Regions from separate parts of the Homo sapiens genome. Here region 2 is linked to region 1. A link is a loop called in an ENCODE intact Hi-C map of the cell type or tissue named here. Cell type or tissue: heart left ventricle. All regions are shown on one strand. Links, peaks and the distances in the headings refer to the core of each region. The heading gives the core; the rest is flanking DNA. Region 1 overlaps LOC105369912 (a long non-coding RNA gene). Region 2 overlaps LOC105369913 (a long non-coding RNA gene).

Region 1 (5,382 bases), core at 166-5,165:
AAGCAATGGCAACAAAAGACAAAATTGACAAATGGGATCTAATTAAACTAAAGAGCTTCTGCACAGCAAAAGAAACTACCATCAGAGTGAACAGGCAACCTACAAAATGGGAGAAAATTTTCGCAACCTACTCATCTGACAAAGGGCTAATATCCAGAATCTACAATGAACTCAAACAAATTTACAAGAAAAAAACAAACAACCCCATCAAAAAGTGGGCAAAGGACATGAACAGACATTTCTCAAAAGAAGACATTTATGCAGCCAAAAAACACATGAAAAAATGCTCATCATCACTGGCCATCAGAGAAATGCAAATCAAAACCACAATGAGATACCATCTCACACCAGTTAGAATGGCAATCATTAAAAAGTCAGGAAACAACAGGTGCTGGAAAGGATGTGGAGAAATAGGAACACTTTTATGCTGTTGGTGGGACTGTAAACTAGTTCAACCATTGTGGAAGTCAGCGTGGCGATTCCTCAGGGATCTAGAACTAGAAATACCATTTGACCCAGCCATCCCATTACTGGGTATATACCCAAAGGACTATAAATCATGCTGCTATAAAGACACATGCACACGTATGTTTATTGCGGCACTATTCACAATAGCAAAGACTTGGAACCAACCCAAATGTCCAACAATGATAGACTGGATTAAGAAAATTTGGCACATACACACCATGGAATACTATGCAGCCATAAAAAATGATGAGTTCATGTCCTTTGTAGGGACATGGATGAAATTGGAAATCATCATTCTCAGTAAACTATCGCAAGAACAAAAAACCAAACACTGCATATTCTCACTCATAGGTGGGAATTGAACAATGAGATCACATGGACACAGGAAGGGGAATATCACACTCTGGGGACTGTGGTGGGGTGGGGGGAGGGGGGAGGGATAGCACTGGGAGATATACCTAATGCTAGATGATGAGTTAGTGGGTGCAGCGCACCAGCATGGCACGTGTATACATATGTAACTAACCTGCACAATGTGCACACGTACCCTAAAACTTAAAGTATAATTAAAAAAAAAAAAAAGAGCCAATGTATAATTTTTTTTCCCATGGTCAGTTTTTCTTCTACCTGGGTCCTGGAGTGAGAACATTATGTCACAGAGCCGATCCCTAACTGATCTGCAATTGACACATAGAGTGGGCAAGAAATTAAAAATTGTTTTATGTCACTGAGATTTTGGGGTTATTTGTTACTACAGCTTAACCCAGACCATTCTGGCTGATAGGCCACAATGGGACACTAAACAGTTCACGAAAATTACATAGTAGAAAAATGTCAGATGATAAAGGACAGATACAGGTTATATATTCAGTAAAAATTGCAAGTTTTAAACAAGTATTGGTTAATCATTGAAAAATACATATGAAATGGAGTTTCCTGGGATAGACTGGATCTTTAGAATTCTGAAGCTGAAAATAATTCAATGAAAAAACGTGTCTTTGGTAAGTGTCCATCAACATACGGATAAGCAAAATATGGCGTATACATGCAATAGAACATTATTCAGTCTTAGAAAAGAAAATCTGACATGCTACAACATATGAGGACATTATGTTAAGTGAAATAAACCAGTCACAAAAAGATAAATGTTGTATAATTCCACTTATATGAGGTATAAGTGTAGTCAAAACCACATAGACAGAAAGTAGAATGATGCATGCCAGGGACTGGAGGAGACGGAAATGGAGAGTTGGTGTTTAATGAGTATAGAGTTTCAGTTTTACAAGATGTGAAGAGGAAAACAAATCATTCCCTTTTCCTGGGCTTGGGAGAGGGCTTTGGGTCTCTCCTGCATGAAATGGAGAAGCCTGATGATTCCTGGTGTTGAAGAGTAAGCTCACCCTGGCCTCAGAGATGTCAGTTGGTGGTTGGGTGGGAGCCAGCCTCAACCTATGATTCTAAGATTAGTGTGGGGGCTGAGGCCCTTGGTCCCCTAAAGGTTTGTTGTAAGATCACTAACATGAAGCAGATTGATGAATAGGAGAAAAGGCACACACATTTATTTCACATGTATACATGGGAGGCTTCAGAATGAAGACCCAAAGAAACAAGGAAAATTGTCCATTTTTATGCTTAGGTTCAACAAGGTATGGACAGCCACGTAGAAATATGATTGGACAAAAAGGGTCTGATCTACTGTGAATAGACTGAGCAGGGAGACTCCACAAGGCCTGTCTGTTCAGGTTCTTCTTGGTCTCCCTGTGTAGCTTTCCTTCCTTCTGGGTATGGGGACTTTTACCCTCTCTGGAATGGGGGCTCTCTGCAATGGGTGTCTTCTGACCTACAGTCAAACAAGGTAGGTCAGATCATTTATTTCTGGCCCGTTTTTGTATGGAATATTTTTAGGTGTTTTGGCTGGCTTTCAGGAAAAGGGGTTCTGGTTTCTATGCCTCGCCTTGGGGGAAGAGGGATTCTAGTTTTTATGGCTAGGCTTGGGTTGCAGGGGAGGGCGGGAGAAGATCAGAGAAAAACTTTTGCTTCCGTGGCTGCTCTGAGGCCTTCATTTTGGTGTACAGTTTTTTCAGCCCCAGCATTAGCCATTTGGTCTGGGAGCTGGAGGGCCTGTGTTGCCGTTTAGAGGGAAGAGCCAAGGAAAGAGTGTGTCCCTTCCCAAGGCTCTCATGGATGTATGAGGACCAGTCAACAGCGAAGGGTGGCTGACTGTGACAGAGCCAGCAAGAGAGGATTCAGTCACAGAGAAAAAAATGCAGGCCCCCAGCCAGGGTCCTCCCGCAAAGTATGACAATTCAGAACTACTGGGGATGATACAGACAACATTCAGCCTCCAGTGTGTGTTCCTGTCTCTCCCTCTAGAGGACAGTTCTCGCTCTCAAAGTGCGCTCGGTGTGTCGTGTCGCCATGGTAAAAAGGCAGGAGACAGCAAACGCTTGATCCGAGCTGCACCATGCCTCGTTTTCACTCTCCCTGAAGACAAAAGAAGGTGGCAAGTAAGGAAAGCTCACCCCAGGGAGTTTTCTCGGAGAACACAAGCGGTCCCAACAGGGTAAAGGAGAAAATAATTATCTGGAAAGGTTGCAATTAATAGTATCAGGTTTAACCTTTGTGCTAATATGGGAATCTAAGGCACTAAGTCATCGCCTAAGACCTAGTGCTCTCTGTACGACAAAGCTTTAGTCTTATAATGTGGAAGTCAGTGCTTATTACATCCAATGCCTGAGTTCCCAGCGGACAGAGTTCCTTCTCAGGCAGCCGGCCAAGGACACCAGAAATTAAGCAGGGGTCTGTGGCTCTGCCGTCTAGCTATGACCAAATTTAAATTTGTGCTTTTTGCCTTGCCTGCCAGTGAACCTGCTGCTAGACTGAGATGTAAATGCCATTTCTGGTGTACATTAAGAAAATGTGAAACAATTAGCTCAAAGCCGTGGTTATGGAGCAAAAATATTAAAAATATAAGTTAGAAAATCCTTGTGACAATGTTCATGTGAATGGTGAGGGTAGGGAGTCCATTGCATATATGTGTGTGCATGTGTGGAGGAGTACGTGTGTTGAATAAATATGCATAAAGAGTGCATCAGCAGTAGATCCAAGAACTTATGTATGGGGGTGGGTGTGGAAATCCACATTTTAGTAACATTTTTTCCTTCTTCACAGTCAAGTGACGTTTCTTCAAACATCTGTTCTGTGAGCAAAGTAGGGAGGGACGTACATCAGTGTTAAGTGCTTGGGAGAGGAATTCTGGAGGAACACTACCCACTTAATTTAGCTCAGCTCTATGAAAGATTGCAGGGTTTGGGACTATTTCTAGCCACATCTGAGAGTCTGTGAAAAGTGGAAGTAAAGTCATTAAGCGGAATGGGCATTTATACATTTGGTAATTTGTCTTGAGTCAGAAAGTCTAGACACTCCCCTGGGAATGGGGGGAATGTGGGCCATGGTTATGACCTTCAGGACTCTGGAAACAGGAATGACAAAGACCTGGAAGGTCCTGAGGCAAATGGGCTCAATAGATCTTTTTTTTTATTTGAAACAGAGTGCAGTGGCACAATCTTGGCTCACTGCACTCTCCGCCTCCCAGATTCAAGCGATTCAGCTACCTCCTGAGTAGCTGGGATTACAGGCACACACCACCACGCCTGGCTAGTTTTGTATTTTTAGTAGAGACGGGGTTTCACCATGTTGCCCAGGCTGGTCTCGAACTCCCAGGCTCAGGCTAACCACGTGCCTCGGCCTCCCAAAGTGCTAGGATTACAGGCGTGAGCCACCACACCCACCTTCTTGGTGAAGGCACATAAAGCAAAATGAAAGCCCACTGGTCTGGTGTTCAGACACAAGCCAGGCCTCACCCGACTTGGAGACAGGCAGCCCCAGCCAGCAAGAGAGTTACAGACCTCAGCTAGATCTGGGGACCACCAGTTTCCTACCAGGGCAACCTGAGAATGTACTCTCTCTGTGCCGCAACTCTTTCCCCTCTCAAATAGGCACAACCATTGTAACAACCAGAAGAGCTAACATGGATGAAGAACTTCCCGCGTACCAGGCACCATAATAAATGCTAGATCCATGTACTCTTCTTGATAATCCTACAATGTAGTATTATTATATTTCATTGATTCTAAGATGTTCTTTTTTTTATATTTTAACATTCTCTGTTATCAGGATGAATAATTGATAAGAAAGCCTGTAAGTCATGGTTAAATTTTTTTTTAAGAGACAGGGTCTTGCTATGTTTTCCAGTCTGGTTTTAAACTCCTGGCCTCAAGTGATTCTGCTGCTTCAGCTTCCCAAAATGCTGGGATTACAGGCATAAGTCACCGCACCCAGCCAGTCATGATTAAATTTATACTTTTAAATCTTTTTTAGTGATATATAAATTGATGATGTGTTAGATTCAGTGAGGAAACTGAGGCAGAGATTTGAAAACTGAGGCACAGGTGGGCTGAATAACTCGCCTAAGTTCACACAGTTAGAAAGTGGTAGAATGAGAGTTTGACTCAATGCTGTTTCTAGAGTTGACTTTCTTCTAAGGTGCTAGACTTCCTGGTCCCTCCACTTACCAGCTGTGTGATCTCAGGCAAATTCCTAACCTCCCTGTGCCTCTGGGATTTTTTCATCTGTGAAATGGTGATAATAATATTAGCAACGGCTTCATAGGATTGTTGTGGAGGTTAAACAAGTTTACATATGTAAAGTTCTGAAAATAGTGCCCGACATATGGCAAGTATTCAATAAACTTTAGCTACAATTACTTTTTCTTCTTCTAAAGAGAAAACCAGCATCACTTGTTACGTATAGAAGACAACTGGAAAAAAGAGGGTTGTAACTAGCAAAAGGAGAATAAGTTCATCTCTGTGTCCCTAAAATCGTCTTGGCCCCAGGACAGGTATGCTTACCATA
Region 2 (5,382 bases), core at 131-5,130, 52 kb after region 1:
CATCTATAAAATGGACATGGCAGCAGACAGCCTCTCTGCCTCACAGGCTCTTATGAAAATTAAGTGGGACAAGAAACAAAAGTGCTATCAATGCTGAAAAGTCCTCTGCAAACTACGTCATAACCGAATAAATGATCCCTTGTGCCAAAAATGCAAAAATGTTTCACAATTTATTGCTTAAGCGGAAACATCTGGCTAAGGAAACTTGAAAAAGGCAGCAACCTTTCCGACCAAAGCAATTTCATCTAATAGCTGGTCTCTGGAGTCTCCCCTTCAGCTCTGATTTGTCCGTTGCTGAGAATTTCACTTTAAAATATGTGAGCCTTGCACTTTTTTTTTTTTTTTTTTGCACTTCTGCTTTCTCTATATTTTTGACAAGGTTAGAAAAGGAAAACCTTAAACATGATAAATATCCATTGTTGGGCATTCCAGCTAACGTATAGGAATTGTGTCCATAAATTTATTCACCAATGTCTTTTAATTGTAGAGCAAACTGGAGGGAACCAGAATTACATAGGAATCTTAGAAGCAACCTCAGCAGGCTACAATTAGTCTACAATGAATGAGTTTCCCACCTGGCTTACAAGACAGTGAACCCAGAAGCCAAATCCAACCACATTTTGCACCTGTTTAAAAACTTGTTAATGACTTACAGTGCCCTCTTTATAAAGACCAAGCTCCTTGGCATAGCACTGAGGTCCATTCCAGTCTGACCGTTCCTTACCTCTCCATCCCTGCTGCTCACCGCTCACCTTCTTGGGCTTCTAGTGTTAATGCAACTGTCTCATCTCTGGCCTCTGTGTATACTAATCTCCCACCTAGTACACTTTCCCGCATCCATCCTTGCCTAGCTAACTCCTTTGTCCTTCATATCTGACTTTAGATGCCCTCTCTGAGAAATCTTCCCTAAACCCCTAAGACTGGATTTCATGTTTCTTGTCTTTTACCCCTTACCACTAAGGTGGTCTTACCTCTAAGGTGTCAGATGATAATTTCCAAAAAGTTAAAGGTGTGACTCTCATGCAAATACATCAAAGTCTATGCCAAAGATTTATTTAACTCGTTAATGAGAGAACCAGCAGGATGATAAAGTTGGATTGAAGGAACCTATAAGAAGCTGAGTATATACAGAATAGTCAGTGAAAGCAAGGATGCTGAAGTAAGACTGCTGACCTAGGTACAAAACTGAATAATGTCCTAGAAGCAACACAATTATAACCCTTTGGAACTGTTTATTCCAATGGAGAGAAATCATTTACATCTCTGCCAGACAAAAATCATTTGCAACTTATCAATTTCCTACAAATTAAGATCTAACTTTTCAGGATCTAGACCATAAGAATTTGTGATAGTGAGCCAAATCAAGGATTTCAGATGACGCTTGGGCTGGCCCATTAGACAAGGCTTTAGAATGACACTGAAGGACACACAGACATCTTGCTGGGTAATTTTTAATGTGCGTGTGTGTGTGTGTGTGTGTGTGTGTGTGTGTGTGTGTGTTTACCAGTGACATCAATACTCCTTTGTAACTACCTGTTATCTTGTCTGAAATTCCCAGTAAACTGAAAGCATCTAGGGACAACAATTGTGTTTTGTTTACTCTTGTAGCCTCTGACCCTAGTTTAGTGCCTAAGATATAGTAGGCACTCAGATAGTTATTACTGAATGAGTTAAAAGACTTCTCTTTCAGCATTGAGGTCCCCCCTTCAAGGAGCCTACCAGTTTCCCACAGATCCAGATTATGAATGATGAGGATTCTAGGCATTGATTCCAGCCCAATCTTTCCCCAACTCCAGCCAAGTGTCCCCTGTGACCCGCATCCCCTCAGTCATTTCTCCTGCTTTGTTCTACTGCACAAGCCCTAATAGTCACCTGGATGATCAGGCACAGAAGGCAGCAAGAAAGAAGCATGTCTCTGTGCAAGAAGCAGGGTCTCGCTTTTCAGGGCCCCCTGCCTAGCCCCAGTCCCAGCAGATTGGCTAGAACTGAGGCCTGATGCCTGGTGCTGCCTCTGGGAGCACAAGGGCTCCTTCTGTTCCTGGATTCAACTCCTCAGGGACAGCTACTGGGGCTCCAGGCACGTTGCTCATCATTCTAACTGGCTCACAGGGCAGCCAGATTTTCTCACAGATAATGAGCCTGTATAATTTACATCAAGACTAAATTATGCATTTAACAACGTGTTGTTCAGCAGGGATAAACTGCCTGGTTTGTGAATTGCTTTTCTTCCCACAGGAGGGAGGTACAACAGAGGGAGTGGAGACGGGGTGCACTCCACACACCTTCCAGTTATGAGGGGTCTGGAAAAGTCTGGAAAGAAAGGAATTGAAATAGCGTGAGTGAGAGTGACATTACCCACTTCGTATGTTGCCATTGTCAATCCTGTAATGGTCTCGGAAAGAGCTCAGAAAGAAACAGGGAGTTGTCTGGGTTCAGACAAAAACCACAGGGAAGAGTTTCAGACTTCTTGGCTAAGTCTTAGGCTCCACTCACCCCAGGGGTGTTGGTAGAAAGTGGATTAGGACTGTGTGAAAAGGCAGCAGAGAAAGATCAGAAACACACCAACAAAGGCTCTGCGTGCTCTTAGAAGCAGGGCAGGTCACTGGAAAAGCTGGGAAGTGCATGCAGTTTGCCTTTAGAGCTCCAAGTTTGCTCTTTCTGGGCCTCCTCCCTACTCTAGGGAACCTCTTTCATGGCAAGTGCTCCCTCCAGTTCTGCCTACCCCACCCCCCAAACCCTGGGGTTCACCATTTACCCTTTTATTGTGAATTTGAAAGCTGTGTATTTTCTCTCTCTCTCTTCCAGAGACATCCACACTGAAGCTTTTCCTCTGAAAAAGGAAAATAATGTGACCAAATAATTTATCATCCATCCAAGAACATTTTTGAGTACTCTTAAAAATTACACCAGAACCACAGGAATAAACCACAGCTGCTCTGGAAGGGTCCTGGGCAAGCTGGACCTAAGAGCACCCCAGAAATGAAAGTCTTTGTTTCTTTTTAAAAAATTGTTGACATCACTGAACAGGTGAAAAGGGCTCTCTGATTCTTTCCAAAGGGGAGAGTAATGAGAAAGGATGAAAAGGAGCAGAGATGTATCAGTTAAGATGCTTTCAATTGCACATAACTGAGTAGCCAGAGATAATGGGCTTAAATTAAAGGGATTTCTTTGTCTCACATAACAGTGGTCCAGTGACAGGTGGATCAATGGCTCAACCATAGCAGGTGTATTAGTCCATTCTCATTCTGCTAATAAAGACATATGCAAGACTGGGTAATTTATAAAGGGAAAAAAGAGGTTTAATGGACTCACAGTTCCACATGGGTGGGGAGGCCTCACAATCATGGTGAAGGCAGAGGAGCAAGGACACGTCTTACATGGCAGCAGGCAAGAGAGTGTGTGCAGGAGAGCTCCCCTTTATAAAACATCTTATGAGACATATTCACTATCATGAGAACAGCATGAGAAAGACCTGCCCCCATGATTCAATTACCTCCCACCGAGTCCCTCCCACCACACGTAGGGATTATTAAAATTAGAGGTGAGATGTGGGTTGGGACACAGCCAAACCATATCATCAGGGCTTCTCAGAGACTCTCCCTCACTACTGCAAGATGGCTGCTAAGGCTGCATATATAATGTCTTGACAAATGCACATACAAAATGCTAGGAAGGAGGAGTCATGGCTTTTCCTCTTATCTATTTCCCTTATCACATGGAATATATCTTGCCCAGGCTGGGCGCAGTGGCTCACACCTGCAATCCCAGCACTTTGGGAGGCCAAGGCAGGTGGATCACGAGGTCAGGAGTTCGAGACCAGCCTGGCCAAGATAGTGAAACCCCATCTCTACTAAAAATAAATAAATTAGCTGGGCGTGGTGGCGGATGGCTGTAATCCCAGCTACTCGGGAGGCTGAGGCAGGAGAATCACCTGAACCTGGGAGGTGAAGGTTGCAGAGAGCAGAGATTGCGCCACTGCACTCCAGCCTGGGTGAGAAAGTGAGACTCCATCTCAAAAAAACAAAGGGAAAAGAATATATCTTGCCCAGAAACTCTCCAGCAGAGCTCTCCTCTGGTTTAATTGGCCAATATTGGGTCACATGACTATTGTCATAGTTGCAAGGGAGGCTATGGAATTGAGAATCTGCATTTTCTGCCTCTATGGGCAATGAACTGTGCTGGCCTGAGAAAGGGTAAGAAAATGGCTACTTGGTGAGCAACCAACAGCATCCTCCAGAAATAACCTCCCCCTAGGCCTTATACTAAATCCCACGAGTCCTGCCTAGAAAATAACATTCAACTGGGCTCCCAGTGAGAAACACAGAGTTTCAAGCAGACAATCTTCTATAAGTTAATATCCCCAATGAGATCCTGAGAAGTTAGCTATGAATCTACTCAGATGTCCCCACTGATTGCCATGGTCTTTTCAGAAATGCTTGGTCTTCATTCTGGTTCTCTGCTGCCCTTGGTTTCTAAGCCTTTATCTGGGAGTTGTTGTCCTCCTGAGTCTGACAAGAAGTCAGGGATCTCTAAGAGGGGACTGGAATATGCCAGAGGGGGTCGGGGACAGGCGAGTGCTATCTACCATCAACACTTGGGCCTCCAAAGGGTACACTTGGATGGAGCCTTGAAGTCTGACGAGGAATTTCAATCTGACCAGATTTAAAACAGATTTTAATAGACAACACTTTCTGCAAAGGCCAATGAGGAAAACAAATCATCTTGGAAAAGCATTGGCTGAATCAAGAGATGAGACCCAAGTCCTGTGCCTGTCCTCCTCCTTCCTCTCAGGAATAGCCACTGTTCCCTGGGAGCTAACTCTGAGCCAGATTTGGAGCTAAATTCATTTAATCTTCTCAGCATTTCCATGAAAGGGGTACATTGTTATCATCACTTAGCAGATGGGAAAACTGAGTTTTAGCAAATTTCAATAACTTGCCCAAGGTAACTGTTTCCTAACTCTTAAGGTGAATAAAGGGCATAGTACAGGTCTAGCAAGTTATTAGCAATTTGATTAGCAAGTTTATTATTCATAATTATCATTAATGCTATTGCTCCCAACTCCTTATAGGTCCTATGTGATTTCCTCTTTCCTCTGTCCACTCTTCCCCTTGGTCACTATGCATCAGTGATACAGGCCTTATTTCCATTTCTCCACTGTCTCAAACCCTGTTCTGCCTCAGGACCTTTGTACTTCTTTCCACTGCCTGAAATGTTCTTTACCTAGCTCCTTCCTTTCTTCAAGCCTTAACTCAAAAAGCTTTCCCTAACCACCCTAAGGTCCCCCCTTATTTTCTGTAACAGCACCCTGACTATTTCTTTTGTTGGGTTTATCATTGATATTGTCTTCTTATTTGCTTGTTCATCTCTTTCAAACTCTGC

Evidence for each region. Hi-C counts contacts between places; a loop is a spot of excess contacts. Peaks named below come from ENCODE experiments on the same cell type or tissue, not always from the same donor. Only the 100,000 strongest peaks of a DNase experiment are listed, where the experiment ranks them.
Region 2: a loop joins it to region 1, with 2.8 times the contacts of the local background. A loop is called at or near these places in 4 of 110 quality-filtered maps.

The regions. Positions count from the first base shown.
Region 1 is chr12:93,988,408-93,993,789 of GRCh38, forward strand. All of the region lies in intron 2 of LOC105369912 (a long non-coding RNA gene), which reads right to left. Among named protein-coding and RNA genes, the nearest start is that of PLXNC1, 160 kb to the right of the region's middle. In heart left ventricle, for the core only: a CTCF peak has its summit at 2,849 (motif pointing left); a DNase peak (open chromatin) is centred at 2,873; H3K4me3 peaks cover 677 bases; H3K27ac peaks cover 1,202 bases.
Region 2 is chr12:94,039,994-94,045,375 of GRCh38, forward strand. LOC105369913 (a long non-coding RNA gene) reads left to right here. Exons shown (of 4, transcript XR_945223.3): 1 at 1-2,335; 2 at 2,806-3,027. Among named protein-coding and RNA genes, the nearest start is that of PLXNC1, 110 kb to the right of the region's middle. In heart left ventricle, for the core only: no CTCF peak of the experiment used is centred there; no DNase peak of the experiment used is centred there; H3K27ac peaks cover 2,542 bases.